2 separate regions of the Mus musculus genome follow, and region 2 is linked to region 1. Evidence: chromatin loops called from intact Hi-C (ENCODE). Cell type or tissue: left cerebral cortex. All regions are shown on one strand. Each heading gives the region's core, and the rest is flanking DNA. Links, peaks and the distances in the headings are about the cores only.

Evidence for each region. Peaks named below come from ENCODE experiments on the same cell type or tissue, not always from the same donor. Only the 100,000 strongest peaks of a DNase experiment are listed, where the experiment ranks them.
Region 2: it touches region 1 in a loop (2.8-fold over the local background); 6 of 42 quality-filtered maps call a loop at or near these places.

Annotation. Positions count from the first base shown.
Region 1 is chr3:82,135,722-82,151,624 of GRCm38, forward strand. Gucy1a1 (guanylate cyclase 1, soluble, alpha 1) reads right to left here and starts at 10,225. Exons shown (of 9, transcript NM_021896.6): 1 at 9,951-10,225. Gm29921 (a long non-coding RNA gene) reads right to left here. Exons shown (of 9, transcript XR_867373.2): 6 at 15,586-15,903; 7 at 13,671-13,845; 8 at 10,927-11,047; 9 at 10,677-10,828. In left cerebral cortex, for the core only: a CTCF peak has its summit at 8,506; DNase peaks (open chromatin) are centred at 7,827, 8,889, 9,080 and 9,377; H3K4me3 peaks cover 2,311 bases; H3K27ac peaks cover 1,132 bases.
Region 2 is chr3:82,068,811-82,084,713 of GRCm38, forward strand. Gucy1b1 (guanylate cyclase 1, soluble, beta 1) reads right to left here and starts at 5,901. Exons shown (of 14, transcript NM_017469.4): 1 at 5,762-5,901; 2 at 5,188-5,261. The coding sequence starts at 5,764. In left cerebral cortex, for the core only: CTCF peaks have their summits at 5,000 and 5,847; DNase peaks (open chromatin) are centred at 5,115 and 5,923; H3K4me3 peaks cover 1,098 bases; H3K27ac peaks cover 1,033 bases.

The DNA.
Region 1 (15,903 bases), core at 7,033-9,532:
GCCAGCTATAATTAGTGACTGCATATCTTTCAAGACATTTTAAAGTGTCTTAAAGAATTCTGCTCTATGTCAATCACATTTACAAACATATACAGCCAATCTGGTGTAAAAATACCTTGTTTTGAGTTAGTTATAGTGGAATGTCCTAGCACTTGAGAGGCAGAGTCTTGAGTTCAAGACAGCTTGGGTTACAGAATGAACTGGGGGCTAACCTAGGCAACTTGGTGGTGCTCTGTCTCCAATGAGCACAGAACAAAAGGGATATTGTGTAGGAAGACCTAAATTTTGTAATCTCCAGTGCTGATCAATTTATTGCGTCTATCCAAATCTCCTTCCCTGCCATGTGTACCACCTTCTAAATACTTTACACAAGCAGATACTTTTATGAAGTGTCCTGATAACAAATGCACAGATTCACAGATTACCTCTGCCAATGAAATATTGAAGTCTCTTTATCAGTGCTATAGGAACTCAATCCTATAATCCCTTTGTTGATAGGGAAACATTTTAAGAGATTTCTCAGATTCTTGAAATCATAAATACTCTCAGACCAAAGTTATGCATGCTGTTATTTTTACTATCTATACATATATCTATGATAACATTTGACTTCTAAATTGAACAGAGCAAGAGATGGGAAATATTATGCTATAATAAACTATATAATAATACATTGCCATAGAAGTTATAGAAAACTTAAGGATTGTTTATTTCTCAAATCTTCTATTTAATATTTTCAGAAATAAGATCTACAGAAATCAAAACCAAGGGTAAGAAGACTATTCTAATATATATTTAACTGCTTCTAAGAAAGCATTTCTGAAGCTGCATTTCGGTGACTGACAACCAAGACTAAGCACTTAACAATTTCTCTCTCTCTCTCTCTCTCTCTCTCTCTCTCTCTCTCTCTGTGTGTGTGTGTGTGTGTGTGTGTGTGTGTGTGTGTGTGTGTGTGTGTGTGTGTGTGTGTGTTTAGACTAGAAAAATAAGCATCCTTAACCCAATCATGCAGAATTCAAGCCGAGGAATTTTACTACTACGAAGACACAGCATCAGACAAGGCTTGAATGTTTGCCTCCCACCACTTAGTCCTTGCATGATGGTATGCATGCTTAGGGCTCTTTAGGATCCTTCATGAATGAAAGCTTTGCTGTCTATGACCATTTCTTACAGCCTCGTAAGAGGACTGAAACAGAATGTAAAGATACCAGACAATATTATGATTAATTGCCAAATTAAATTTAGAACTGTGAAGACTAGAAATGATTTATGAATGTGTAATCAAAACTGATATGTACACCTTAACACCCATCCCCCAACTTTATAAAAGCATGGTATAGTTCAACATTACCTAATGAAGCAAATACTCTGCCTAGCATCCTGGTCTTGTGATCTAATCCCTTCTTATCTTGAGTGCCTTGCACAAACGTACTCCGAGATAATCTCATGGCTCCAAGCCTCACAAATCACCCCACACATTTCACTGTGCGCTTATGAGACATTCAGCACTTCTCCTTAAGTGTCTGTGCAGAAAATGAGGGCTTAGGCTAACATCTCCTACCCAAATCATCCTAATGAGGAAAAGACAATTCCAAATACAATTATAATATAGTAAGAGAACATACAGGGAAAGTACAGGGTGTTGTGAAAATGTGTAACAAGACATGCAATTCAGAATTGGACAACAGGAAAGCTGAAACTGTAAAGCAGAAAACGATGTGGCTCTTCCAAAATTAGAGGAAAAAGAAGAAAGGAGGAGGAGGAGGAGGAGGAGGAGGAGGAGGAGGAGGAGGAAGAGAAGGAGAAGGAGAAGGAGAAGGAGAAGGAGAAGGAGAAGGAGAAGGAGAAGGAGAAGGAGAAGGAGAAGGAGAAGGAGAAGGAGAAGGAGAAGGAGAAGGAGAAGGAGAAGGAGAAGGAGAAGGAGAAGGAGAAGAAGAAGAAGAAGAAGAAGAAGAAGAAGAAGAAGAAGAAGAAGAAGAAGAAGAAGAAGAAGAAGAAGAAGAAGAAAAGAGGAAGAAACCAACAACACCAGGACAGAGTAAGCAGAAATGCTCTGTCCTAAGGAAGAGGTTCCACCAGGCAGTTATACACAGTTGTAGCTACTCTAAGGACTGAGACTTGAGTTAGGGCCAGGCCAGTCAGAGTAAGACTTTGCCTCAAAAGAAAATGAGCTGTGATTTGCAAAATGCCTGGGCTACTCTCATGCCCACTCGCTTGCTCCCTGTAGTGCCTCTTGCTTAGTCCTCTGCCTGGCACGTACTCCCCAGTATGCTAAAATATAAGCGTGGAATCCAATCCCCTGGCCTTGTCCTGGTTTGTCCTTGGAACTTGTTCCTCAGTTTTTCCACTGCGGAGCTGTCTCCCTTCTCAGTTCTTCAGAACCCATTAAAACTGCCACACACATATCAAGCTGCTCGTTAAGGGCTGACATGTGTAATTTCGAGACTATTTCTTGCTTTCACTAGCTGCCATGTGCAGACTTTAAATTCCTTCCAATCAAGGACTGTGTCATCAACGTGGTTGTGTCTCCCCAGTGACAAGAATAATCTGTAATAAACTTTATTGAGTGAAGAACAAAAGAGCGGCTGGTCTGCTAAGAAGGGCATCGTAAATTACAAAGCATGAAACGAACCGAAGCTTTTGAAACTTACAATAACAAAAATTGTCTTTTGATTCCTGTTACTGGTGGCTAGATAAAGCAGTAATGATGGCGTTTTTATTAGATGTGGGAAGTGTTCTGCTTTCAAGGAGACAAAGAAGGTCAAATTGTACTGCATCCGCAGACAGTCTGTGTGACTCTAGACTCGGTGTCATGGATGTTAATATTGAGACAAAAGGTAGGATAAGAATTATATCATTTCAGTTTTACAATGCGATAAAACCTTCTAAGTGAGTTTAAGTCCAAAGAAAGGGAAAAAATATACTACAGAGTACCAACAGAATTTGTGGGGGAGATAATGTAATTGACCATATATTTGATACATTGATAGTGAACTTGCCAATGTATTTTAAAAATTACAATGGTGGTGCATTTGGGTGGGGTAAGTGTGATCATAATACTCTGGAAGCTGAGGCAGGAGGATCATGAGTGCTAGGTCACTAGTTCTGATACAGTGAGCTCTATCAGAAGACTTTCAACATGAGAGTGTGTTCCACTGACTCTCACCAGAGAGCTCAACACTAACACCACACATGATTACAAAATGATTCTTAAAAACATACCATCAGCCAGGCGGTGGTTGGTGGTACACACCTTTAATCCCAGCACTTGGGAGGTAGAGACAGGCGGATTTCTGAGTTCCAGTACAGCCTGGTCTACAAAGTGAGTTCCAGGACAGCCAGGGCTATATAGAGAAACCCTGTCTCAAAAAACCAAAAAACCAAAAAAAAAAAAAAAAAAAAAAAACTATCTAAGCAGTGAAATGTGACATGTTGGTTACAGCTCATTATAATTGAACCCAGTGTTACTGCTGTTGGTTTTTCATAAAGTTACTTATTATCAATCTGCCAAAAATGGAAATAGATTCCAGTCAGAAATATGACCAGGTAAACTCTTGGAATATTCAAATTAAAACTAAGAAAAGAAAGAAACCTGCAAGAATGCCTTGTAAGAGGATCAATTCACTGATGACCCTGAAACAGAAAGAAGTGTCTGGGACCACGTTGATGGTCTCTCCTACTCTTAATTCTACAGCTAGTGGGATAAACTATATACTGCTAAAATTTGTTCATGCATTTATGGAGAGAAATGTTCAATCTATATTATCAAATTGGAATACAAAGAGACTCTGACATTTCTTTTGAGTTACCAAAGAAAAACCCATTCAAATGAGCCTTACAATAGTTTGTCAAAAGTGACCTCAATCTTTCTACCTGGAATTAGGAAATATTATTACCAGCTAAGAATAAAGTTAAATATAGTTGTGCTAAGTGGCTAAGTCTGCATTTTAATTCCTAAATTAAACCAGGTATATGAGCAACCCACCTCTAATACAAGCCCTAGGTATTTCAAAGCAGGAGCATTGAAAGTTCAAGGCCATAGTGAGTCCAAATCAGGCAGCCAGACATAAACTTGGGGGAAAGTAATGCATTTGTAAAAGAATATGCAAAAGAGATGTGGGAATCAGTGCTATAGTAAGAATGTGAAATGAAAAATGAAAGAGAGAGAAGAACAAAGTAAAAAGGAGAGGAAGGAAGAAAGGAAAGGAAAGAGAAATGGAGACAGATGCGCGGATTTACAATACAGCATCCAGTGGAGATGAACCAGTGCACCTGACAGCATTACCACAGTCTTCACATGTGTGTGTGCTCAGCGGTGAGAGCTATACTGACTGTGAAGCCAAAAGTCCATTCAATGGAGAAATTTCCCTATAGTGAATAGCGCCCCCCATCAATATGCATAAAATCTCTGAATATTATCTCAGAAATTACAAGGTCTGTTACATGTAAAAGAATTTTACTCAAAAAGCAAAAGTAAATAAATACTAAAAACTAAGCAATATGTCATTTGGTGCAAGAAAACAGTCTTTATGTTCAAAACTGGCCTATCAAAGAAAGACCAACTCAAAGGAGCCTTACAATAATTTGTAAAAGGTGAACTCAATATTTCTAATTGAAATTAAGAAATATGATCACTTTACTAATAATAAAGACTGAGGGTTATCTGAATAAACTAAAAAAATTGATAAAAATCTAGAACGTATACTGTGTGTAGATGATAGGTACATAATAAATCAAGAAGAAAATCTAACTTCACAGCCTTGTCAGTGTTTAAAAAAAAAAATCAATGATACCCATTAAGTATCCATTGATCTAAAGGCAAAGCAGGTCAGCTGGTGGTAGAGGCAGCTGAATTACTCCTCTAGCTTCAGCCACAGCAAGGAAGGCTTTAAAACAGACATTTCAAGGAAGTTGACAGTGTCTTTTGGATCTTTGGGTAAAGATTTGGGAGTGGAACAAAGTTGAAATTGTAGTCTAATTTTGGGCTGGTAAAAATAGAAAACCTTTAAAAAGAGGAGAAGAATGGGAAAGAAAGATATAAAGTAGTTTTAAGTTAGGAAAGTTTTTGAAAGGACAGGAGGATTTGCTCAAAAAGGATGATGGATCTTTTAAGGGTTTGTTTTTGTTGTTGTTGAGGCTTAAAGTGTTGAGAACCACAGGAGACTCCGAACTTGATGGTCCTTTAAGAGAGTAGAGGAGGCGAAGATCAAGGCTAAATATAGACCAATCACATTAGTAGATGCTGAGTGAAGCCCTGACCACATAGGAAGACTGGAAAGCAGCCTGCAAAGCCTCTGTTCGTCTGGATTAAAAGGAAGAGGAAGTGCTCAGAAGGTCAATGCATGCATAGTGGAGGTGGGTAACAGGCATGATGGTTGAGAGTGCAATTGGTGACAGAAATCGTAGATCAGGTGGTTCTGAACAAGCAGAAGAGTCTATGTAAAAGCACGGAAGGACACGGGCACAGCCGTGCTCTGAGCAATCCACCCAAGTGTTCCCTAAACAAGCACTGTGCTCTGCATGCTGTTCTTGAATAATATAACCTTAGGCACGAGACACAAAATACCTTAACACAGGACCAGCAAATCATAGCTCTAGACACCTACTGTGTGCCATGCAAGTTTTTGTGAATCCAATGATAGAGAGCTAGGGTTGGTTAGAGATGCAGATATTGAAACAGACATCTCCGGTGTCATGTAACAAAACAGAAAGGGTTACAAAGCTAAGGTGGCCTCAGAGTGAAAGTGGGAGTTTACCTACCCTGCTTTCAACCATCCTCTCTTGTTGACTTCTTGCTAATCCTTACTATGTAGGAGTAGTGGGTAAGTGAGTCAGAGCTAGCTTCCATTTTATAGAAAGAAAGGTCTGGTTTAACAAACGATTAATACTAGGTAGAAAACATGCCAGGCAAGGAAGCTTAAAAACCACAGGCACAGGCTAGAGGAAGTGTAAGCCTGCTGACCTAGACTCACAGCAGAGGGGGGAAAATATATATTATATATAATAAAGTACTTCCAAGATATAGTGAAGAAAGATAAAAGAATAAGAAAGCTCATGCGATGGCTCAGTAGGCAAAGGTTCTTGACACAACAGCTGAGGTTGTGAACTTGATCCCTAGACTCACATAATAGATGACCAGGTACCGGAAAGATATCCTCTGGCTTCCACATGTATGCCATGGTATGAACATACCCATACATGCACATGCCTATGTACATGCACACACCCACAAAATAGATAAATGAAAATCAGAATTATAATGAAGAGGAGGAATCAGGTAGGATACAGGATGGACAAGAAAGCAGCTCAGCCTCCACTAAGTTGAGTGATTCAAAAATATAGGTGTGACAGCTAAAGAAACTGCTGCCCAGTCATTCAGCAGAGGCTAGACCTAGGCAGCCTGGAAAGAACAATCGCTGTCACTATGGATGGCTCGAATGAGAGACAATCCCTTCTACAAATGTGCAGAAACAACCCATAGGATGCCCGAGGAAAGTCCCTCGGGTGAATAGCTCTAATCAAGTGGCATAAAAATAGTTCCATAAAAGTTGGATATCCTCCCAAAGCAAAGGAAAACAAGCAATTTCCCTGAGCATCTGACACTGAAAGTAATTCTAAAACACCATTTACTACAATTCTCCCTGCCCCCATCAATAATAGAGTTTGTTTTGTTTTGTCCAAATATTACTCTACCTTTCCGTTTCCTCTCACTTAAGGAGACTCATTCTTAAAGCTAATTATTTGGTGTTTATTTCTTAAAAATTCACTAGAGACTTGGAAGAACGTATCCTGCTATCTTAAACTAACTTATAGACAAAGTCAATATTCTCCCCTCCCCTAGACACACACTAAGTAGTGCTAGCAAATGTAAATAAGAGAAGTCATGTTTCTTTCATGGTTTCTGATACAATCCAGTGTTACATGATTTTAACTGTTCAATAAAAGATGTTTCTTAAGCCTGAAAATATCTATGACAAATTATTGAAATTTTAATCCTCTAAGTATTCTACTGATCTATTACTCATAACAGCATAATTTAGTGTCATCATTTAAGCTTGTAGGGAAGTCTACACATTAAAACAACTTTTCAGAATGTCTTGAAACAAGATTTCCTAATAAGCCATAGTTATGAGACACTGGCACTAAGTACTGTGAATTGTTTCCCATTTCTGGATATAAACCATAATTCCATATTTCTTTTCTCATGCTCAAATGGCAGAAGATACCTGAACATATACAATGAGGTCTTCATGAGGCTGTTTCTGTGTCATGCATTGCGAGACACCATAGTAAGCAAAACTACTTTATATTTCAGTGAGAAAAATGTATTTTTATTTTCTGTCTTAAACTGGAACGATCTTACTGTGCAGGTAGAAACAAAATCTACCCATCGACGCACCACACACTTCTATTAAGTAAACATCACAGCACTAAGCTTGCTAAGCGATACATTTAATACTTTATTTATGAGTCTATTTCCTATTAATTTTCTTCTTTTATTGGTTTATTCAGTATACAAAGCATGGGATTTCATTGTGGCCTTTTTGTGTATATGTATGTGTATAGTATACAGTGTTCAGAGTTGCCCACTGCCCTCCCCATCCTGTGGGTCTTCTCTTTCCTTAAAATGGTTTCTCCTTGTGTTTTCACATTGTACAGATCCAGTTGTTCTCTTTGTCTCCACTCCTCTTCTCTTTGGCTCCCTCCTTCCCTCCCTTCTCACAGTCATTTCATTCATACACATATAGAACTCTAGACTGCATATGAGAATGTCTGTTATGTCTTACGGCTGTCCACTGCCATTCATTTCTATGAAAACATCATAATTCTATTCCACTCTATGGAGGAACAAATGTGTAACTACCCAGCATGCACACATCCCGCATGATCTTCATCCATTCACTTGTTGCTAGGCACTGGAACGGCTCCATATCTTGGCTACTGGGTCTAGTAATTATCTCAGCAGTGGGCTGACACAAACTCTTTCCTGTATATACCTGAAGGAGTAGAGCTCAATCATGTGGTATTTCTATTTTTAGGTATGTTGAGGAACCTCCATTCTGACATCCACAGTAGCTTCCCAAGTTTACATTTTCCCAGGTAGTGTATACAGTTTCCTCACCCTCCTGCTCCTCACCAGCATTTGAAATGTTTAGCTATTGTATGTAGCACAACCCTTGAAGTCTTCTGCTAGTCTGCATCCACACCCTTTTGTACAGAGGCTAAGATTCGGACCAGAAAATGTTCAGCTTATCGGTGTTAACTTCTGTCGTTATTTTGCTGTGGGGTTCTAAATGCCAGTACTGCAGCGGAGTTTTTTCCATCTCCCTAAAAGTGCAACAGCTCAAATATTTGAGTATAGTTTCTGAGACTACAAGACTCCTCAAATAAATACATGGACCAGACCATTTAATAATCGGTAAAGGCCAAGTACTAGAGTTGCTTCAGAACTCCAGTTTCATGTCATCGTCCTTTGCCACCCTTGATCACTGCTACCTGACATGATACTTCCTGAAGGGGGACAACAGTCTAGGAAAAACAACAGATTGCTCTTTCTTTCATTATGAACAAAAACTCAAAACTGCTCATCTTGAAGTGTCTCCGAGAGCATGCAATAGAAAAGGTGAGCAGGGCTCCGACTAAGCCTGGCACTAGTCCGAATATAGACAAGAATTATTTTGGAACCGATGACCCTAAAAAACCATTATGATAATTTAAATGTAGGTAATCTATCTTCCTCTAAACCATGCAATATGTTGGAAATCAAGAGGCATCTAATCACTTCTGAGAGCGAGCTGGCAGCCATTTGATTTACCTCAGAAAATGTAAAGTGCTTTTTAAATGCAAAACGAAGGAATAACTCCCAGAAAGCAAAAGAAAGGCTCAGGAAACCCATACCCTGGAATCATGTGACCACACTGGGATGCAGCCCCTCACACAAAACTCACTTAGAGATAACACTGTGGACCCAGGACAGGCTGTCAACTCAGATAGGCCCGGGAGAATGTTGTGATGCCTGGCCATTACCTTCCAATGCATCTCAGTCAATAATAAGAGAAAAGCAGCTTAGAAGCAGTCACACTCACATACCCTTTGTGCAGGCACACTTTGCTCTGGTCCCAGCAGTGGCTGGAACTTTGCAGTTTGTATACTCTGGGGCTTTGAGCAGCTCCTCCATCCTCGGAGGAAAGCCCGCATGAGGGCCACAAGCTGGACTCTTAGGTCCTGGCGTCCTTGAATTGCTCCCGAGTGAAGGATGCCACCCAGCTGCCCAGGGCTGGCGGCCTTGCGTGGGAGACAGTCGCCCACGCCTCGCACGTTCCCACTGCGGGACCACAGAGCTCAGCCATAGCTGCTCCCTGACCGCTATCCCTCCCGGGAGTCCCTTCCTCGCTTCTCCCCAGCGTGGGAACAGTGATCTTGCTTCCCAGGGGTGAACGAGATCAGGGGAGGGTGTGGGAAAGGATTTAGCCAAGACTTGGTAGAGGGCTGTATGCACAGGGAGTCCCGGCCGGCCAGCGAGGGCACCGCTATCACTTACTTAGTGATATCCAGACCTGGGGACCGCAACCTCCTGGAGCTGCCACCCAGCAGAGCACAGCCGCACTAGATCACAGATGAAGGGCGGTGGCGCTGGTGATGGACTGAGAGGTGACACTGGAGTCGCACCTGTCGGTCCCGAGCGGGTTCACCCAGGGCACTCAAGGCCACACAGAGCACATCATGGTTAACCTGCGCTAGTGGCGCGGAGGGACCCACGAAACACCCCCAGAGCTGGTTCCCACCGTGCTGTAGTCACTTCTCGCCTTTGTTTTTCCCTGCCATGACCCAAAGAATTCTAGTCTGTCTCTTCCCTGCCGCACAGGACTTCTTCCCACGTCTCAGTACCGTGCCTCGTCCCCTTCTCCAGTCCCCAAACAGTAGAAAAGCAAACAGCTGAGCGAACCCACCATGATGCGATCACAGGAGGCCAGGGGCATCGGGCCAAAGGTGTCTTTGCTCCGCTGGCTCCCCAGGCTGTGCACTGCTGCTCTTCGCCTTGGGGTCCGGTCCGGCTGGCAGGCACTGGAGGAGGGCTGCCTAGAAGGCGGTGTGTGAGAAACCCGCGGCTCTGAGTCCCTCCCACTTCTCCCAGGCTCAGCTAGAGAACTGAGTCTGCTCCCGCCCAGTCGCCATCCTCCAAACCACCAAAGGCAGACACACACACACACACACACACACACACACACACACACACACACACACACACACACACACATAGCAGGGAAGGGGACAAGGAAGAGAAAAAAAGAGACTCTAAGAAAAGTTGAAAAGTTGGCACATTAAAACTAAAAACATTTTCTCTAGTACAAGCTGGTGCAGAACCACTGTAGTTTCCTGAATCTGAAACCTGGTGGGGAACTTTCTTTCTCCTTGGGTGGCTTTGGTGGCCTGGCTTTTAGGTTTGAGGCTACTCTACTCATTTCAAAGGTAATTTTGTGGTCACAAGAATATTTTTTTTTTTTTGAGTAAGGTCTTGCCTCTATTTGGTTCACTACACTCAGCCCTATTTGCTGTTAATGCATGTGTGTGTGCATAACTGTTCTTTTATTTTTAAATCATTGTTCATACACACATATGTGTACACACAAAAATGCACACACACACACACACACACACACACACACTTACTCCTGGTGTCTTTTTAATCCTCCAAGTCCAAGAAGTCTAAGACAAAAAGTTATCTTGACATATCTACTTTCGACTCATCATCGACTCTGGTCTCACTGAGGAGGCCCCACTCATATGAGAAACGTTTTGTCCAGTGAAAACAACCATAAGAATTGTCCTAAAGAATGGATGGGAGTAGACAGAAACAGAATTAGCCAGAAATGCCAAGACAGCTACAGGAACCAGGGAAACTTTGGCCTTAAGATGGAACCAAACCTCGTAGGTCCTTTGCTGGTTCTGTTTTGGGTTTTGTTGTTATTTTCTTGTCATTTCCAAAGCTTCTCTTACTCCCAGAGCAATTCATGAACTTCTCTTAGTTCAGCAGGAAAAGTGAAATCTATTCTCAGACCATGAACGTAAGGCCCAAAAGGAAACAAAAACAAAGGGACTCATAATGTAAAGCAGCCAGCCCTATCAGTTTTAAAGTAAATAAAACATGACAGAAACATTCATGTGGGGGGGGGGGCATCCCTCTGACAGATAAAATGTTTCTGAAATAATGGTGTCAGTGTGGGATCTTGAAGGGCCCTTCAGTTTTGCAAGAGGATATGTGGAAGGAACTGCTTGTTGGTAGCAGAGGAGACTGAACAAAGGGCCACAGGCAGGTGGCAAGGTGGTGGTGTGGTGGCCAGGAGATAAGATGGGGTAGAAGGTAAAGGTGAGTGGAGTGCAGGAGGATGCAGAGGGCACAGGGTGCTGTCTCTGCTGTACTGTTCATGTAAGGACTCCTGAGCTACCTTTCTACACTGATGTCCCTCTTTCCCATGGTCCTTCCCTTCTGAGATAGGACGTGCTGAGCAGATAAGGGACACTTTAGTCTTACAGCATCTTCAGATCTGACACTGATATAAGGATGGCATGTAGGGGAAAGCCCATGTGTCTTCACTCTATTGAGAATAGAAAACAGAAGAAGTCTCAGGAAGACTATGGCAAGGAAGTTTTGTATAAACTGTAGGCAAAAAAAAAAAAAAAAAAAAAAAAAAAAAAAAAGGATGCGTCTGCCACATGCAGAACTCCTGAGGGAGGCCTTGGTGAGTGCTGACTTCAGGTGAGGGGGGTTGGGGCAGCTTTCAGGAATGTCAGTAATGTGGGACTAGGCTTTTTGTCAACTTTTTCTGTTCAAAGGCTTTCCTAGTAGTCAGGATTGGGAAGAGAGAAAGAGAAAAGGAAAAAAGGAATTCAACCAACCAGGTAAAGATGTGTGTGTATGGAGAGGAGGCAAGCTAGGGACAAATAGCAAAGTCATGAGAGTTTACCATAAATGTTAACAAATACAGTTTCTCAGTGCAAACCGAGCCCTCTATAACCTCCTCTCCCTTTGCAAAAATGTCAATAAGTTAAATAGACCCATTATAAGCAATAAGTACATAAAAATATATTCGACAGTGAATATACTGGAATAATTAGGAAGTTCACAGCTTCCACTGGCTATTCCAACGGCACAGAAGTTCATTGTGATGACTTTTGGCCTGGTTAAGTTTCCGCATTTTTTCCCCATAAGTTCTTAATAATGAAGTTTAATGAAAAAAATGGAATTTAAATGAATAAAGGGTCATAGAGTTGAGCAGCAAATCTGTCCTGTCCTGGGCTTTCCTGGAAGGGGAAACTTTAGTTCCAACTTCATTGTTTGTAATGGATTTGTTTATATTATTTGTATCTTCTGGCTTTAATTTTGATAGATATTATGCATTTAAACACTCATAAACTTCTAAATTTTTTTAGCTTGTGGAGGTTTATGTCTTCAGAATATCCCCTAATGGGATTCTGAATTTTATTAGGCTCTGTTACATGTACACTGTTTTCAGGTCTCATTTTGATGGGTTGTTTCTTCTTCCTTGTTTTTGACAGATTGGCTAATGGATTCTCAATCTTATTATCTTTTACAAAGAACTCTTGTCTGTTTGGTTTTGTGTGTTGTTCTTTTAGTCTCTATTTCATTCCCAATTCTATTCCTATTTCTTTGCTAATCTCTTATCTCTTGCCATCTACTGGGTTTGACATTGATTTCTTGTTGCTTTTCAAGAGCCTTGAGCTGTATCATTAAGTTGTTTGTTTGAAACTCTATCCCTCTCCCTCTCTCCTTCTCCCAGTCCCTCTCCCTTTCTTCTCCTCCTCCTTCTCCCCCCACCCCCCGCATCCCCCCCCCCCAGTGTTCTGTAGATTCCATTATCTTGTTGGTCCCTCATTTGCATTTGACTCTAGGATTTTTAAATATCCACTCTTACTTCTTGAGTGATCCACTATTTATTTTAAAATGTATCAAGTCTCCCAGGATTTCTGTGGTTTCTCTTGTTGAACCAAAAAAGCCTATGAAAGTGATTTTATCTTCAAAATAAGAATAAAATGAAAGGGAAACAAAGGGTGCAGATGAAATTACACCATGGTGCCTATGTGGATCCAGTGTAATTATACAGATCCTTATAAAAGAAAGGAGACAGGAAGATGGAGACTAAGTAAGACAGCAGGAGTGAGACTGTGGGAGAAAGGCTTCATGGATGCTTTCCAGCCTTGAGAATGGGAAGAAGCTAGAATGCTGCTGCCCCAAAAGGGATAAAGGGAAATTATTTTATCGTGGATTGTCCAAAAAAGAAAGATGCCTCCTTGTCACCCTGATTTCAGTCTCATCAGTTAGCAACTCTGACTTTTTAAAGCACTATTAGGAGTTATTTGTTATGACAACAAACAGGAAATTCACTGAGTATTTTGATAGTATGGTAGGCAGGCTGTAATTGAACAAATAAATGTCTTTGGAAATAGAAAATAGTAGAGTATGGGCAAATTTTATCTAGTCAGCTTTTGAAAAGCCTAGATTTTTGTCAATAACAGTTTCAAAAGAAATGCAAATATGAATGTTGGTAGGGATCTCAGGTAAGAATCATGGTGGAATTAAAACCTGTCAGGTTAGAGAACACATAAATATTAGGAACAGACTGTGGATAAAAAGATAAACTGAGCATTACCTGTGGATGTAGATGGCAGTGGGCGAAGTGTTAAGGGAGACTTTCTGGAAGAGCACCCCTGCTACACAGTGCTAAGACGTTTAGCCAAAGTGTATAGCATGTGGCCATAATAATGTTCCATGTTTAGCAGAGATTTCTCAGCTGAGTCTTGAAGCTTTATCCTTATATCTTCTTTCTGCATGTTGAAGCGAATGAAACAGGCAGACTGGTGCCAAGACTGTTAAGCAACATGGAACTAGAAAATTCAAAAAGTCCTCTGTGTGTGTGTGTGTGTGTGTGTGTGTGTGTGTGTGTGTGTGTGTAGGAAAAAAAGAGAGATAGAAGGAGAAAGGGTGGGAAAGATAGAAAGATATGTGAGCGAGAGAGAGGGGAGTGAGAGAGGGGGGGAGAGAGAGGGAGAGAGAGAGAAGTATTTGTGTGTGTGTGTGTGTGTGTGTGTGTGTGTGTGTGAGAGAGAGAGAGAGAGAGAGAGAGAGAGAGAGAGTAGTATTTGTATGTGATGTATGTACATGCCCAGAGAACAGAGGAGGATATTAGGTAGCTGTTTTTGATGCTGCCTACTTTATTCCCTTAAAATAAGGTCTCTAACAGAAATTGAAGCTAAATCAGTGGCCAGCAATCTCCAGTGAGAGCCCTAATCACTCATTTATATGTGGGTTCTTGGGATTTGAACTCAGGTCCTCATGGTAGATCCATAAAATATTCCTCACAAATGAAAGTTGACTAGAGATTAGCTAGAATGCCTAACAAATGGGAGGGAGAACCTGTAGAGACCATATTGAGAGGTTAAGCAAGACCCCCCCCCCCCAGTTTGGGGATGGGTTCACACACTCATTTCCAAATTTTAAACCAAGAATGGCTCCTGTCTAAAGGAAATGTGGAAGAACAAAGTGTGGAGCAGAGACTAATGGAAAGACCATCCAGAGACTGCCCTACCTGGGGATCCATCTCATATATAGACACCAAACCCCGACACTATTGCAGATACCAAGGAGTGCTTGATGACAGGAGCCTGATATAGCTGTCTCCTGAGAGTCTCTGCCAGAGCCTGACAAATACAGAGATGGATGCTCACAGACAACCATTGGATTGAGTAAGGAGACCCCAATGGAGGAGCTAGAGAAAGGATTGAAGGAGCTGAGGGGGTTTGCAACCCCATAGGAAAAGCAACAATATCAACCAACCAGTACCTCCAGAGCTCCTAGGGACTAAACCACCAACCAAAGAGTACACTTGGAGGGACCCATGGCTCCAGCTGCATATGTAGCAGAGGATAGCATTGTCTGACATCAATTGGAGGAGAGTCCTAGGGGAATGCCAGGGTGGTGAGGTGGGAGTAGGTGGGAGGGGGAGCATCCTCATAGAAGCAGGGGGAGAGGGGATGGGATGGGGCTCCTGAGGGAAAACAGGAAAAGGGGATAACATTTGAAATGTAAATACCTAAAATACCCCATAAAAAATGCTGACTAGTTTTAAAGCAAGAATTCAGCAAAGTAAGCCCATGATTTCTACGAGAAAGAATAACGAAAATCTATAAGAAGATATCTATAATTAACAGCTTATTTTAAGTGGGCTCCTCATTTCCTTTCTTTTCAGTAATGCTTTCCCCCTCTAGCCTGGTCACTCTTACCCAAACCTTACATTTTTACAAGGACTCCAAGCTCCGTAAATTAATTGAACATTGGAAGATAGATTTTGGTTTATATGTGTTTGAGTGTTTGATGCTCTCTCTCTCTCTCTCTCTCTCTCTCTCTCTCTCTATATATATATATATATATATATATATATATATATATATATATATATTTCTCACACACACACACACACACACACACATTTCAGTCTTACCTCCACTCCAGTTTTATTTTATTTATTCTTAACTAGATTATTTATTAAAATTTTGTGAGTATTTTACCTGCACTTCATGCTTACTTGGTGTCCTCAGAGGGCATTGGATCTCCTGGAATTAGAGTTACAGATGGTTGTGAGCCACTATGTGGGCATTGGGAAGAAAACCTGGGTCTTTGCTATAACAACAGTCTTAACCACTGGTTTATCTCTCCAGCACTTCTTTATTTTTATGGTGCTGAGGATCAATCAAAAGTCCTCATCTACACAAGCCAAGTACTCTACCACTGAATTATACACTATGCTCTTGACTTTTCTATTTTGTAAATAAGAAATCAGTGCCAGCTTTCAACATAGAGATTAGCAAACTAATGAGCAAATGGTT
Region 2 (15,903 bases), core at 4,847-7,346, 69 kb before region 1:
ATTTCTTCAAAATGCAACTTCATAGTGGAAAAAAGAAACACAACAATGGCAAACACACTGAGCTTGAAAGTCATTTCCTTCTTCCAATGGATGTTACAGGTCTCAGCTGAAAATACATACAAAGGAAACAACTCTAGAAGGTGAAAATACCTTTATAATATGAAGTGTCATCCATATTAAAAAACGCATAGGCTTTTTCCTACTTGAACTGTGGTATAGAGATATGTAGAAATATAACTCATTCCATCATGAATGTAAAAAAGCAGAAGGGATTAGGGTCTGGGGAGTGGCTTAAAGAATCGCAATGTAGATGGTATAGTGAAATAATCATTTTCTAATAATCTGTACAATGTGGAGTATGAGCCCATGACAGACATGGCAAGAGGGTTGTTTTAGAGTAGGGCAAGAGAAGATGATAAGGACCAAGGGGAAAGAAGAAAGGCCAGGAGATAATTCAAAACCAATTAGAGCAGCCAGTGCATGAATGGGATGAGAGAAATGAGAAATGACCTGAGGCCTTACACCAGAAGATAGGAAACGCTTAGGTGGAAACAGCATGCAGACACAACTGTTCTTAGTGTTTTGTTTGGGTGTGAGGTGCTAAAGCAAGCTCTCTAGCATCCATCACACCCCTAGACCCAGGCTGCCTTTACTCAAAAGGAGCTTCACATCTTTCAGGTGTGCTGCGGAAGAAAGATGACGAAAAGCCCAGTTACCAGGGAGAATTGGAAAACAATAGTCACTGTTTCTTCCAAAGCTATTTAAGAACCACATTAAGCATTTTTCAGACAATATTGTATGTACTGCAACAACCTAACACATTAACTTTTTTACACATATAACTGAGACTTGGAAAGTTTAGGCAGGTTAGGGAGCCATGTAATTTTCTTTTCTTTCTTTCTTTCTTTCTTTCTTTCTTTCTTTCTTTCTTTCTTTCTTTCTTTCTTTCTTAAAGAATGCTTGTTTGGACCCTAATATTCATTCCTAATTAGCAAATTATACTATATATATATATGAGTTTCAAAGAGGAAGATCAGTACATGCTATCTAACAGTCAAGTCATTTCCTTATTTGAGTGACAGAGAAATTTTATAAAAAATGAGTAAGACTAAAAATATCCTCATATCACAGACTTTTCAAGACAAGAATGACATCATTTGCTTTTCTACCCTCAGTGCCTGAAGTACTAAACTATGTTCACTAAAGATAAGCTTGACAATAGACGAAAGAGAAGGAGGACTAATGAATTAAGTATGTAGCAAATTGACAAAAGCCCTACAAAACATATTGACTGACAGCAAATTGACAACAGAATCTAGTAATTAACAAAGCTATTACATCATTATAGAACTTACAGTTTTCAGGCCAGCATTTACATCTAATTGCTTATCTCTAATTTCTCAGAAAAATCAGGCACAAAGTAACCAATACTTTGTCCTGCTTACGGGTAGGCAAAGAAGTAGTTTTCTGAAAGGGGTGCATGTGTGTGTGTGTGTGTGAGTGTGTGTGTGTGTGTGTGTGTGTGTGTGTGTATGTGTGTATGTGTGTGTGAGTGTGTGTATGTGTGTGTATGTGTGTGTGTGAGAGTGTGTATATGTGTGTGTGCATGTGTGTATGTGTGTGTGAGTGTGTGTGTATGTGTGTGTGTGAGAGTGTGTGTGTATGTGTGTGTGTTTGTGTGTGTGAGTGTGTGTGAGTGTGTGTGTGTGGTGTTTTGGTATTGGCTCCTACCACTGAGCTACATCTTCAGCTGTCACTTGTTTTCAATAGACTTTTAACCATCTTAGAATTTCCAGCCTTTTGAATCCAGCTTTAGAATACATATAAATTCCAAGGTAGGCAAAGAATCTCAGAGCTCACTGACACAATACAATTACCACATCAACCAGGGCTGACACCAGGATAATAGAGAAAGGCCTATCAAGCCTTTAGATTGTATCTAATATACATAAAATCTGATTACATTTTCTAAATGGATGATAGATATTTTTTCTCATCACTTAGGAATCAGCTTCTTAAGAGGATCATCTGAAGATTCAAAATTTGCAAAGCAAGATCTGAGGCAACTTCTTGCCCTCTTATGTTATTGTGTAGATCAGAAGTGGGTGGGGATGTTGGATCCAGATGTTGCCTAGTATAAGAGCTTACAATGCTTACATGTTTATACTGTTGCATTTGAGTAGTTATGCATATACATTCACAATGCCTGGTCTCCAGACTTGGGCACAGACACTAAATCCTTTCTGTCTTTCTTTTTAAGAGAAGGTTCCTGAGCGATTTTTCTTTGTCCTGAGAAGAAGAGACACCATGCTTGTGAAGTGGTGATGCTATTGGTCATAGTCTGTGCAGACCCTGAGTTTACAAGGAGATATTTTCTGCTCTTAGTCATCTAGAATTTTCTGTCTGGAACCTGACACTTAGAGTTTTATTTGTCATTTAATGTTTTGCTTCCTTTCTCATAAAGAATGAATGCCCACTTCTTATTAAACTTCAAAAATATTACAAAACATCCTATAGTTATTTATAGTTTTTCACAAATTATAAAGGAAGACAAAAAAGGTTGTCTTCCTTCTTAGAATTTAGTTTGATAAAATGGTAACTTCCACATCCTGACCTCTTTTTTTATCGGATGCAGCAGTGCCCTGTGGATAATACAAGTGTGGATAACACAGATGGGGAAAAAGGATAAAAAGTTCTCTCATATATTGTTTTCCATAAGAAGTTAAAACGGAAAGCATCTTGGGCCAATAGCTGCAGAAATGCTCTGGGCTGGGCTGGAAGGGGAGGAGACACCTTCATGACAGCACCCTTAGCAGTTACATCTCCCTCATCCTTAGTGGACATTTGCTGATTAGGCAAACGCTCTTCCAGGAGGCATTCAACAACCTGTTGGGAAACTAGGCAGGGTAGCAAGGAACAGTTTTAATCCTCTAGATCCAGAGACCCAAGCCAGACTCCCCAGCAATATACAAAACTGCACCCATGCCAACAATAAAAGATGCCTTCCTAAAAAGAGAAAACAAGCAACCAGGTAGCCAACACTGGTTCTATTTCTCTATTACAAGGGCACTGTCCTTACAAGTAATTGCAGAGAAAACCACCCATGTGACCTTGCTCGTAATTATTAGCACTCGATCAACCTAAGAATCGTGCTCAGTGGTACTTCTTCTCATGGTGAGAGCACGTGATTGTGGTCCAGACACATGAGAGGCAAGGACAGGAAGACAGGAAGAACAAGGCTAAACTCATCTGCATGGTAATTTCCACACATCCAAAGCTACATAACAGGAACTGGTCTCATCTCCTCTCTGTCTCTACCTCTACCTCTCCCTCCCTCCCTCTGTGTGTGTATGTGTATGTGTATGTATGTATGTATGTATGTATGTGTGTGTGTGTATGTATGTATATATGTATGTATGTACGTACAAATTACTTGAAGTAATGTGTATTATTTTCAGCCACCATTTGAAAGTTATCATCAGTAAAATGTATTTATTTTTAGATTATAATCACCATGAACAAATCCCTTGACAATTTAATTTTAAAGATAAACATGTTGGTATTCTTTAAATCCTAAACATATCTGTTGTTATAGTTCATCCATCATGAACTTTGGGGATTTCCGTTTTAAAGATGAGAGGTTAATGTCTGGGGGATGTGGATGCTGCCTTTGTGCAGTCACAGAGTGGCTTACAGACATCCCCATGCTTGGTTGCCCTGGAAGGGCTTGTTCTCGGTGTCTGCCTTTCCTATACTGTCTCCAGAGAAAATGACAATTATGAAGGAAAAGAATAAAGTTGAAAGAAAATTGCAAACACAAAGCAGCCTTCCTTCTTAGAATTTACTTTGAAAAAATGATAACTTCCACATCCTGACCTCTTTTTTATCGGATGCAGCAGTGCCCTGTGGATAATACAAGTGTGGATAACACAGATGGCTTATGGAATGTGAATTAAAGCTCAAACACAAGAGAGCTGGAGGGAGATGCTGGGTTTTAACGCTTAAATTATAGACCTGGTCATTTCTATGGAAACAGATACACACAGAAAATCACCATCCTCTTACTACATAATGAGGCATGTTGAAATTGATTGCTTATAAAAAGGTGCTGAGAAAAATAGCAAGGACGAATGTGCATCGGTGGGTGCAGGAACTCAACAAATAATAGAAACCTGTTCCCCTCTGTCCTTCTCTAATCCCCACCAACGCTACCCAGACAGAACGTGGTAATTCCAGTGTGTGACTGTACTATAGTTGGTAGTGGCACTCAGATATACAGGAGTTAAATCCAAGTTTCAACAAGAGAGAGGGGGAAAGATAAGTCTGTTAGATTGCAATGCTCCGCTAGGCTTGATGATGCATTTCTCTAAAACCTGCACTAGGAGAGGGCAGAAGATTGGCAGTTCCAGGACAGCCTACGCTGTGTGTAGGGAGATCCCGTCTCAAAAACATAAAGGCCAGACATAAAGTTCAGTGGCATTGTGTTTGCCTGTCAAGGACAAGGTTCTGGCTTCAATCCCCAATAAACCTCCTCCTTAGACCTACAGAAAGCTTAAGAGATGCCTTGGGCCTTAAAATCTCAGATAAGTCTATTTTCTCGTCTTATCTGAGTACCAGACTCAAAGCTCTACAGAAACTAGGATGCCCTGCTAGGGTTGCCAGAAGAAAACACAGCAAAGCAAGGGTGATTTGGGCAAGTTAAAGGGAAAATGTCCCTTTATTACATATCGGTTTCTCATGACTTACTGGAGAAATAATCTTTGAGTGTACTATACCATAACCAAATGATTTAACCATATTACGTGTTCCTGGTGTGCAAATCGCAAAAGAAAGCGAATCTTCTGTTCATTTCCTGCCTCTGATCCTAAGACCTTGCAGAGGCCCAGGAAGCCCCCAGGTCCCCTTGCATGGGAGCTAGCCAACCCTCTGAACCTGGCCTGGGAGTCACAGTGCTCTGCCTGTCTGGGTGTTCCCACGCTCAGTCCGGGTGAAGAGGCCGCAGCGACCCCAAGGGGCTTGATCACGCGGCCACGCCCCGGCCTACCCTCCTCTCCTGGTCCCGGCTTCGGAGCGTGGGAGAGGAGACCGGAGGATGCGCACCACGACCCTGCTGGGAGCAGCCAGGGAAGCGGGCGGGCGCGGGCTCGGTGCCAACGCGCGGCCCTGGGAGCGGGGCTGTTCACTTACTTGATGTCTTCCCACACCTCGGGACCATAATTGCGGATCACCAGCAGCTCCAGGGCATGGTTCACGAAACCGTACTGAAGGGCAGAGAGAGAGACCGTGGTCAAGGACCCGCGCCTTGCAACCCGGTCTTCCACCCGGTGCCTCTGACCTGTCATTCGCCTTCAGGATAAGCTTTCGGGTACCCTATTCTAAAAGGGGGGACTCTGCGGGATCTTTGAATTCTCGTCGTCCCTTTCCCCTCCCCCATCTTCTTACCCCTGCTCACCTGTCACCGTGGTGCAACAGGGGTAGCTCAGGAACCTGAGCCCTGAGCTTCCCACACCACCCTGCCCGTGGAACCCAGAATCCCCAGAAGTTGGAGGCTGGGGTTGAGTGGTGGGGACCCAACCAGACCCAGAGACTCGGAGCACTCCAGCAGATCATATGTCCCCACCTCCCACCAAAAGCGCTGTTCCTCGCGGCCCTCCGCTCTGTGTGCCCTGGGGCTTGTTTCTGCATCTCAGCCAGCTCTCTAGCCAGTCAAGGTCCACCCGCTCAGGTGTGATGTTCCGCTGACCATCCTGACAGCACTCACCATGGTGTCCGCGCCCGGAGCCTAGGAAGCAGCTTCCAGGCAAGAGTACCGCGGAAGGGACCCAGACAGCGACTACAGCGGCGACAGTGCTCCCAGACCAGCACAGAGCTGAAGCTAGGGCATCAGTCTCGGCCAACTCTGATTGCCACCTCTTCTCAGCCAATGACGAGTGGAGCCGCAGGAGGCTGGGCGCTGTTTCTTCCCATATCTTAGCCAATCAGTGACAGAGGAGGGAATTCAGATGGGCTCAGAGCTACTGTGCTCAAACATTTTCCCGCCCCAGTCTGGTGACAAGTCATTTCTTTTGAGGCCTTAAGGCAGATAGAACAGAACCAGCTGTGCTCCTTCCAGCATGGATGGGGTATTGTCATTGTCATCCTCGTACATCTGTTCTAATGTCCTAGAGCTTGGGCGTGTGTGTGTGTGTGTGTGTGTGTGTGTGTGTGTGTGTGTGTGCGCGCGCGCGCGCCCAGTGTTGATTAACATCGTCATGTTTTTTGTAGTTATGCACATAAACATTTCCTCTGTTGCTTTACCTAGCAACAGCTGGCAAACATAGCTAATCCTACAAAATTAACATTTTTACTTTTAGTCAATTAAGTTAATAATCAAGTGCACAAACTAAGATGTTTTGTAATATACAAGAGGTTTAGCAACTGCATTAGACTTTTTGCCATTGAGACAAAATACCTGACATTAACCAGCAGAATTCATGTTTTTGCCTGTGGTTTTTAGAGATCCATCGTTTTTTGTTTTTGTTTTCGCTTTTTTTTTTGTCTCCGTTGCTTTGGGGCGTGTGGAACAGCCCAACTCCATGGTGGCTGAGAGAATGGCCGAGGCTGTTTAGTTCATTACAGAGACACACAGGTGGGCCCAGTAGAGGCTTACAGTTCCCAAGGACACCCACAGTGGTCTACTTACAAACTCCAAAAAGGCTTCCAGAAGTTTCCAAACTGGTATTTCCCAGCTGGGGAATATGCTCTCAAGTACCTTCTCGGAGGATAGATACTTCATGTATCTTCTTGGAGGATAGATACTTCATGTGCAAACATAATTGTGAGCAAAACGTTAAGCCATCTTGTCTGTGAACTTTACAGGACAGGCCATATTACAACCCAGGAGTTAGAATTCCAGAAGTTTTAGATTTGTCTTGTATTTCTGTTTTGTCTGTTTGTCTGTCTGTCCATCAGTCCACCCACCCACCCACCCATCCATCCATCCATCCATCCATCCATCCAAGGGCCCATTACAAATGTGTGAACATTTCATCCCTCTCCAGTATGTCTTTCTCCCTCCCTCCCTCCTTCCCTCCTTCCCTTTCTCCTTCCCTCTTTCTTTCTTTCTTTCTTTCTTTCTTTCTTTCTTTCTTTCTTTCTTTCTTTCTCTCTTCCTTCCTTCCTCCCCCTCTCTCTCTTTCTCTCTTCCTTCCTCTCTCTCTCTCTCTCTCTCTCTCTCTCTCTCTCTCTCTCTCTCTCCTCTTTCTTACTTTCAAGCTGTCCCTTCTGTAAGTATGCACTCATCCATAGTCCCAAAACTCATTGGTTCTCCAAGGTGGACAGTGATGTAATCATTACTCATCTGTCCTGGCTTCTCACTCTAAAGACAGTAGAAATATTCACTGTGTCTCCTCAAGAAAAGTTTTCTACACAACACCTACTGAACCTTTTGATTCCACAATTGTTGGAATCAAAAGGTTCCAACACATATCCATACACATACATATGCTACCTTTGTCTCTTCTCCTATGACAAGCAGAGTAGAGTACCTGCACTGTCTCTGTGGGCGTTGTACAGTGGTATGTGCCCTACACTATGCTTAGACAGAAAAGAGGGAGAGAAAAGCATTTCTTTAGGCATGAAAACCACTAAAAATTCACTTGGAAAAGATGTGAGGGGAGCATTCAGACTCTCCTTCCTTCTTTACACCCTCCTTCCTTTCCTCCCTCCTTCTTTACACCCTCCTTCCTTTCCTCCAGCTCCTGTGTCTATCTCTCTAATTTGAATGTCCGTTCTCATTTTTAATTCAATTGTCTTTTGCACGTATTGTCTCTGTCAGCACATACTTGTACTTGTAAATGGCTTAAGTTGTTTGTTTTCTGACCCCTCCCTCTCCCTCCCCCTCCCCCCCCCACTCTCTCTCTGAATTTACAGGCACATTTTGTTCACTAGCCCTTTACTAATTTTTATTCCATTCACAAGATACCACAAAGCACATGATTCTGAGAACCAAGAGAGTTCTCAACAGCCATACAGAGCCCCAAAAGGGTGACCACACTTGTGTGACCACCAACCTCAGTGACACTACTGTTGACTGAGGAGCACAGAAGCGAGACTATGAAAGTAAGTAACTTATGTCTTACTCACAGAAACATTATGCTGCATCCTTCTCTGTAAGTTCCAAGCTGAGGAGAATCAGTTAAAGGGGGGTGGGGGAGGTAGGAACTTAGGAATAGACTTGGATGACCTCAAAGCCAACACTGTTTGCTGATCAGTCTGTTGGATGAAAATAAACAGGAAGTAAAGAGTGGCTTTTAGGAATGTCAGCTGGAGGGGCTCATATTTTCAGCTAATAGAAACAATTTTTGGGAGGTTTAAAAATTGATAATAATGAGATTTATAAAAATAATTTTATGGTGGGGGGTTCTGCCCCACTCTAGCCAGAATAAAAGACACAATATCTTAGTTATTGTCTTACTGCTGTGAAGAGACACCATGACCAAGACAACTCTTAAATGACATTTAATTGGAGTAGACCTATAGGTTCAGAGGTCCAGTCCATTATCATAAAGGTGGGAGCATGGCAGTGTCCAGGCATAGATGGCGAACTACGAGCTGAGAATTCTATCTCTTCATCTGAGGGCAGCTTGGAGAAGATTGGCTTCCAGGCAGCTAGATTGAGGGTTTTAAAGCCCAAGCCCACAGTGGCACATCAACTACAACAAGCCTGCACCTCCAAATAGGGCCACTCTATCGGCTAGGCATACTCAAGCCTCCACACACAGAAATCCAGTGTTTTTATTAACGAGCTGTAAGCCTAAACTGGGCAGAGTGTGAGCTACTCTATCCTATATCCCAGCTATATGCCCTATGTTACTTGCCAAGTGAGTCTTGCTCTGTTGGCTCTGCTCCATGTATATCCTCGGGGAAATTTTCTATTGGTCACATGCTCATGGTCTATCCTGCCTCACTGCCACTTCCTCCTTCCCTTCCCTTTTCCCTTCTCCTCATGGCTCCAAGCTGAGATTCTGTCCCCCACTCAATCTCAAGTCCCACCTTCCTCTTCCTCATGCCCAGTCACAGGCTCTAGCCTATTTCTTACCCAATCAGAGATTACTGGGGAGCATTCTTTGTAGCTCATTGGTCCTTACAATGCCCATGTCCAGACTGCAACCTGATCTTGAGGTACAGAACTCAGCATCTGAATTCAAAGTGCACAAGAGCAATCCTAACGGGGACTATTGTGTGCAAGGCTTTTCAAATCAATATGAGAGTAACAAGCCTTCTGGAGAGCATAGGGGCCGGGCGTGGTGGCACATGCCTTTAATCCCAGCACTCGGGAGGCAGTACCCTCAGACCTGTGCATGTGCTTTACGAATGATAACACTTTTCTCTTTTTTTCCTGTAATGCAGTCAGGGTTTGAAGAGCAGCATGTTGTCATTTGAACCAGGACTTAGAGGATGACTTGCTTCAATTCACATGCTTCTTTAACTGGCAAAGTCCAAAACCAAATTATTATTATTATTTCTTTGAGCTCCTGGTACCAGCATTACATAGGTATGCAATATTCATATCTCTTCTTACAAATCATGCTAAAATTCACCCAAAACTTAATGCAAGGATTTCAGGATGCTTTGAACAAAGAGGAATTCTGATTCAAAATGATAGCTTCCCATGTGGTTTTATATAAAAGGAAAATAAAAATCAAATTACTTAGATTCTTAAGAAAGAACACATGTATAGTACTATTAACTGGGTCCAAAATGGGAACAAAATGCCTGGATGGGTCATGGACCCTAGTATTATTATTCTGCTAAATAAAAACAGCATTAAGACATTTTCGAATGACTTCTTGCAATATCTCTCAACCATCATCAGAAAAACTTTTCGTGTAGTAGATGGTGAATAACATGGAGGGAGAACCATGATGGATCAGCAAACAAAGAATAAGAGTCTGGGGAATGCTCAGCCCTAAATGGGCTACATCATCATCACATACCCTTTCCCCACAGCTCAAGAGACCTTGAAGAAACTTTGCTTGGGTTTAGCACAGGCTCCTGTTTAACTAGCTTTCTTATACAGCCCAGTACTACTCACCGAGGGAATTGCACTCTTCAGAGTGGGCATGGATCTCCTAAATCAATTAAAATCAAGACAACCTCTCTTGAACATGTCCATTGGTCATTCTGATTTGAACAATACCTCAATTGAGACTCTATTCTGTGGTAAGTAGGCTCTATCTATCAGTCACTGAAGCTAACCAGAACAATCAGTTGGTCATTTTTCTTAACAATTCATGGATGATCAAAAGAAAAATTGTTCTGGAAAATTTTCCTAAGTATCAAGCATTTATTTATTGATTGTATGTCATTAGTTAGTAATTGATTAAGCAAAAGGCCACAAACTAAAGAACACCATTTTGTGTCAAAACTTGAAAGGAGATCCTGAATCTTCTAAGTTCATTTGTGTAGTTCCTTGTAAATTCCACTTTTTTCAAAAAATCTTTATTACATAATTTAGAACTACTTTGCTGCCTGTCAGTTGGCTGTCCATATTTGATGATGCCCTCACCCTCTACCATCATCTGGTGATGCCGAATCACCTGGCCAGTCTTTAAGAATTCTGATGTCAGCAATTTCATTGAAATGAGACACAATTGTATTGAATACAAACAATAGCATTCTTCCAAAAAATGCCCTTTGAACAAGAAGTCATTTAGAACTCATCCTAAAAGATTGTTAGCTGTGAATTTTGGTATCGCTATATTATAGTTCCTCTATGTGCCAAAGGATATCTAACTGCAAAATGGGAAGAGAAAACCCTAAGGCAGTTTACCCACATGCAAAGGACTGTGAACGATGCTGCTCTTGGGAGCATCAGCACACAGTTGAAAAGTGTGAGACAACATGATACTCAGTTAAAAGCAAATTTTGCTCCTAAAATTCTTAGCAGGTGACAAAGTGACAGTATCCATCACCTCCTCTTGTATACATCAGGTAAAAGTTATTTTCCTTTTCTCACCTCATACCAGGGGAGTAAGACTGGCATGTGAATAAAGTCATCTAGTGACACATTGGAGAGCACTGACTCAAACCCAGGCTTCTTTCCTTACAGTAAGCTGTCCTTTGTATGTTAGGATCAACAGCCAATGTTTGTTACTGTACCCACATGGCTATAAAGAGTTGAGAAGGGAATTAACTGCAATTGTCTATGTAAGTTTGAAAGATTCATGGTCAACTCTCTATGCTTCACTTAATGTCTCTAAAAAATTAAGGCTCTGTAAATGGGATTCTTATATCCATTTTTTCATGGTGTTCTTGAGATGAAGTAGTATATATGAAAGGACTGTGTATATGGTATGATAATGTACATCTGATGTTCTATTTTATCATATCACTGACTGAATTCATTGGCTATTAAACATTCTCCATGAGAGAGAAATTCATGAAGGAGACAAGAGAATGATATTCACAGAAGTCCTGCTCTTTGGCAACTGTGAATCTTATGAAACACTAATTTCTTCTTCTAACATAAGGAAATCAAGGGTATTCAATGTAACAATATTTTAAAGGACATATAGTGCTTTACATGTAGCAAACTCTTATCAATTGGGAGCTTCATAATCCATTTAAGTATTGTGTTTGTTAAAAATACAAATAATTCTTATTCACACATGTTCCATTTGAGTTAAAAACAATGCACTTAAACCTCATACCAGCATTACAGCGTACATAAGCCGGATTCATCATCCCTTCCCTTATTCTCGATGGAGCTCAAGAAGCAGTAGCCAATGTCAACAGAACAGTGGGCCCAGATGTGTGTGATTCCATTAATCCATGTGAAACAAAGTTAGTCCACTCTGGGGTCTGTCTTAATTCATTATCTTCTAAATTAAATGAATTCAGCTTGTGGAGCAGCTCTTATTTATTTTGTCTTTGGAATTGATTTCTTTCAGTTTTATTCTTGCCAAGAGACTATTTAAAATGCCCATGAATAATTGATCTTTAAGAGCAGACTCACTCTTTAGGTGTCCCGTGGAAGTCAGTGGTTTCTTCCATCTGAATGAACATTAAAACTGACTTCCAGGAAGAAAAGAGTTACTCACATGTAAAAACAGCAGAGTTGACAGAACTGAGTCACCAGTACTGAGCTAGCACTTATAGGAGAGAGAATAAGATCCTATCTTGTCAAAAGTCTATACACTCATCTCCACAGCCTATGAAGTTATCAAATGACACAGTAATAGGCAGGTAGAAAATGTGATTATTTCAAGAACACTGATATGGGGACATTTCTCTGAAGTATTGAAACTGAATCAAAATTTCAAAAGGGAATTTAAAGTAAAAGGTAGGAACAATAGTTTGAAGAGGCTGTGAACCAACAGGCACAGGTGATGTCTAGATGCTGCAAGGAGTTGATTACCTCTAGAAATTCCCCCTAAAAGTAGCCTAGATGACACCTTGATTTTAGGAAGTCTGGTCTGTAGAATTACAAAATGAAAATTTCTATGGTCACAACCCACCAAAGTTGTGGAATTTGTTATAGTGGCAAACTCTAGCTAGCGATTTGTTTCTGAAACAAATTCTGAAATAATTCAGAGAGTATGCATGGCCTGAATGTGTATACCCCTCTAAAATTTATTTATTAAACCCAGGAGAGCCAATATGATGTTATTCAGGGTCCATGACAGGTAAGTGGATGAAGAGAAAAGCATGGAAGCAGGGCTTGTGAAATGTGACAAGAGTTTACAGAAGATGAGAGGGGCTAAGCTTTTCTCCACTGTGTGAGAGAGATATGCGAACAAGCAGGTGTATTTATTTCTTTTCTGTTGCTGTGATGAAATTCAATTGAGACAATTTATAGAAGCAAGAATTTATGTGAGCTTATTTTTGCAGAGAGAGAGAGTCCATAATGGTGGGAGAAGCATAGCAGACAGCAACTGGAACAAAAAGCTGAGAGTTCATATCTTCAATTATAAACTTGAAGAATGAACTGAAAGTGGGACAAGGCCCCACCTCTCTAAGTCTTCTCTCAGGAATGTACTTCCTCCAGCAAGAGTTCACTACTCTGTAACCTTTCCAAACAGATCTACCAATCACGGAATCAGATGTTCAAAAAATATATAATGGTTATTTCCTAAACCAGCAGCACATTGGATCAGGACACAGGGCCCTCACCAGGAATTAAATTTGCTGTCACTGTGGTCTTGGATTACCAGCCTCAGGACTGGTGAGCAATAATGTGTTGGTAAATTATGCCTTCAGGATGTCTAACAGCAGTCCAAGCTTACTAAGGCCCTAAGATCAGTGTCCAGATTATATTTCCAGTTAAATATTACAGATTGCCAATATCAGCAGAACTTCTTCATACATAACTCTTATGACTATATCAAATTCCTATTCTCTTATTGGCCTTGTGTTTTGTTGAAGAAACAACCTCATTATTATTAGAACTCACTTCTCTACCAGAGAAACAATTTTTCTTATTTTTTCAAAAGTTTGTCTCTCCAGAATGCTCAGAGAATTTTTTTTTGTCTTTTTCATCATAGTTCTACATAGTAATAGACAGAAACAAACTATGGCTGAGTTAAACAAAAAGAACACAGAACAGAGTAAAACAACATGATTATATAGCTTACAAAACTTTAAAATAGACTAAAAAGTTGGTGAGAGAAGCATAAACTGTACAAAGATTATACTTACCTTAATAAAAGTATTATAAAAATAAAGAAATCATCAGGTCAATGTGATGTATGGATTACAACCGTCTAAAGGAATTATATAGAGGGATTTTTTTAATCCAGCAACATATCTGCTCAAAAGGAATTCCATCTAAAGACCTACTGTGTCTGTATGATCTGTCTGGAATGCAGACATGCCACAGACCTTTAATTTCTCTCACTGAAATACAGACACACCCTTAGTATACACCTTTAAGGTGAAGTTGACAGCCAAATTTGAAAGTGACAGCTAGGTGAGGGGCAGACAAAGTGACAAACCAGAGAAAGACTTGACAAAATGAGTCAAAGATAGGATATGCCCAGCTCTCAAGGTGACAGACAGGAAAGAGAGAGTACTTAAGGAGTAGTGAGGGGCATCTGGGTTCTTTCCAGCTTCTGGCTATTATAAATAAGGCTGCTAGGAACATGTGTCCTTCTTACCTGTTGGAGCATCTTCTGGATATATGCCCAGGAGAGGTATTGCGGGATCCTCCAGTAGTACTATGTCCAAGTTTCTGAGGAACCGCCAGACTGATTTCCAGAGTGGTTGTACAACCTTGCAATCCCACCAACAACGGAGGAGGTTTCCTCTTTCTCCACATCCTCACCAGCATCTGCTATCACCTGAATTTTGATCTTAGACATTCTGACTGGTGTGAGGTGGAATCTCAGGGTTGTTTTGATTTGCATTTCCCTGATGATTAAGGATGCTGAACATTTTTTTTCAGGTGCTTCTCAGCCATTTGGTATTCCTCAGGTGAGAATTCTTTGTTTAGCTCTGAGCCCCATTTTTAATGGGGTTATTTGTTTTTCTGGAGTCCACCTTCTTGAGTTCTTTATATATATATTGGATATTAGTCCCCTATCTGATTTAGGATAGGTAAAGATCCTTTCCCAATCTGTTGGTGGCCCTTTTGTCTTATTGATGGTGTCTTTTGCCTTACAGACACTTTGCAATTTTATGAGGTCCCATTTGTCGAATCTCGATTTTACAGCACAAGCCATTGCTGTTCTATTCAGGAATTTTCCCCCTGTGCCCATATCTTGGAGGCTTTTTCACACTTTCTCCTCTATAATTTTGAATATAAATGAATATAATAAATGAATATAATTCAGTGCCTCTGGTTTTATGTGGAGTTCCTTGATCAACTTAGATTTCACACTTTGGAGTACTACTCAGCTATTAAAAAGAGTGAATTTATGAAATTCCTAGGCAAATTGATGGACCTAGAGGGCATCATCCTGAGTGAGGTCACACAATCACAAAAGAACTCACATAATATGTACTCACTGATAAGTGGATATTAGCCCAGAAACTTAGAATACCCAAGATACAAGATACAATTTGCAAAACACATGAAACTCAAGAAGAACAAAGACCGAAGTGTGGACACTTTGTCCCTTCTTAGAATTGGGAACAAAACACCCATGGAAGGAGTTACAGAGACAAAGTTTGGAGCTGAGACAAAAGGATGGACCATCTAGAGACTGCAATACCCGGGTATCCATCCCATAATCAGCCTCCAAATGCTGACACCATTGCATACACTAGCAAGATTTTCCTGAAAGGACCCTGATATAGCTGTCTCTTGTGAGGCTATGCCAGGGCCTAGCAAACACAGAAGTGGATACTCACAGTCAGCTATTGGATGGATCACAGGGCCGCCAATGGAGAAGCTAGAGAAAGTGCCCAAGGAGCTAAAGGGGTCTGCAATCCTATAGGTGGAACAACAATATGAACTAACCAGTACCCCTAGAGCTCATGTCTCTAGCTGCATATGTATCAGAAGATGGCCTATTCGGCCATCATTGGGAAGAGAGGCCCCTTGGTCATGCAAACTTTATATGCCTCAGTACAGGGGAATGCCAGGGCCAAGAAGTAGGAGTGGGTGGGTAAGGGAGTGGGGGTGAAGGGTATGGGGGACTTTTGGGATAGCATTGGAAATGTAAATGAAGAAAATACCTAATAAATAAATAATAAAAAACGAGTAGTGAGGGAGACTACAGTGGAGTTCAGTTCAGTTTCGTTTAGTTCAGTTAAGAATGGTTGAGTTTAGAGCAGTTCAATTCATGAAGATCAGAGGCAATCTTTCCAAGTTGAGCAATTCAGTCAGAAACCAAAAGAAGCCAGTTTGAATCAGTTGGAGAGGAGTTTGAACCAAAACACTTGAATTGAACCAGCCTACCAGAGTTCTGAAAGCTAGAA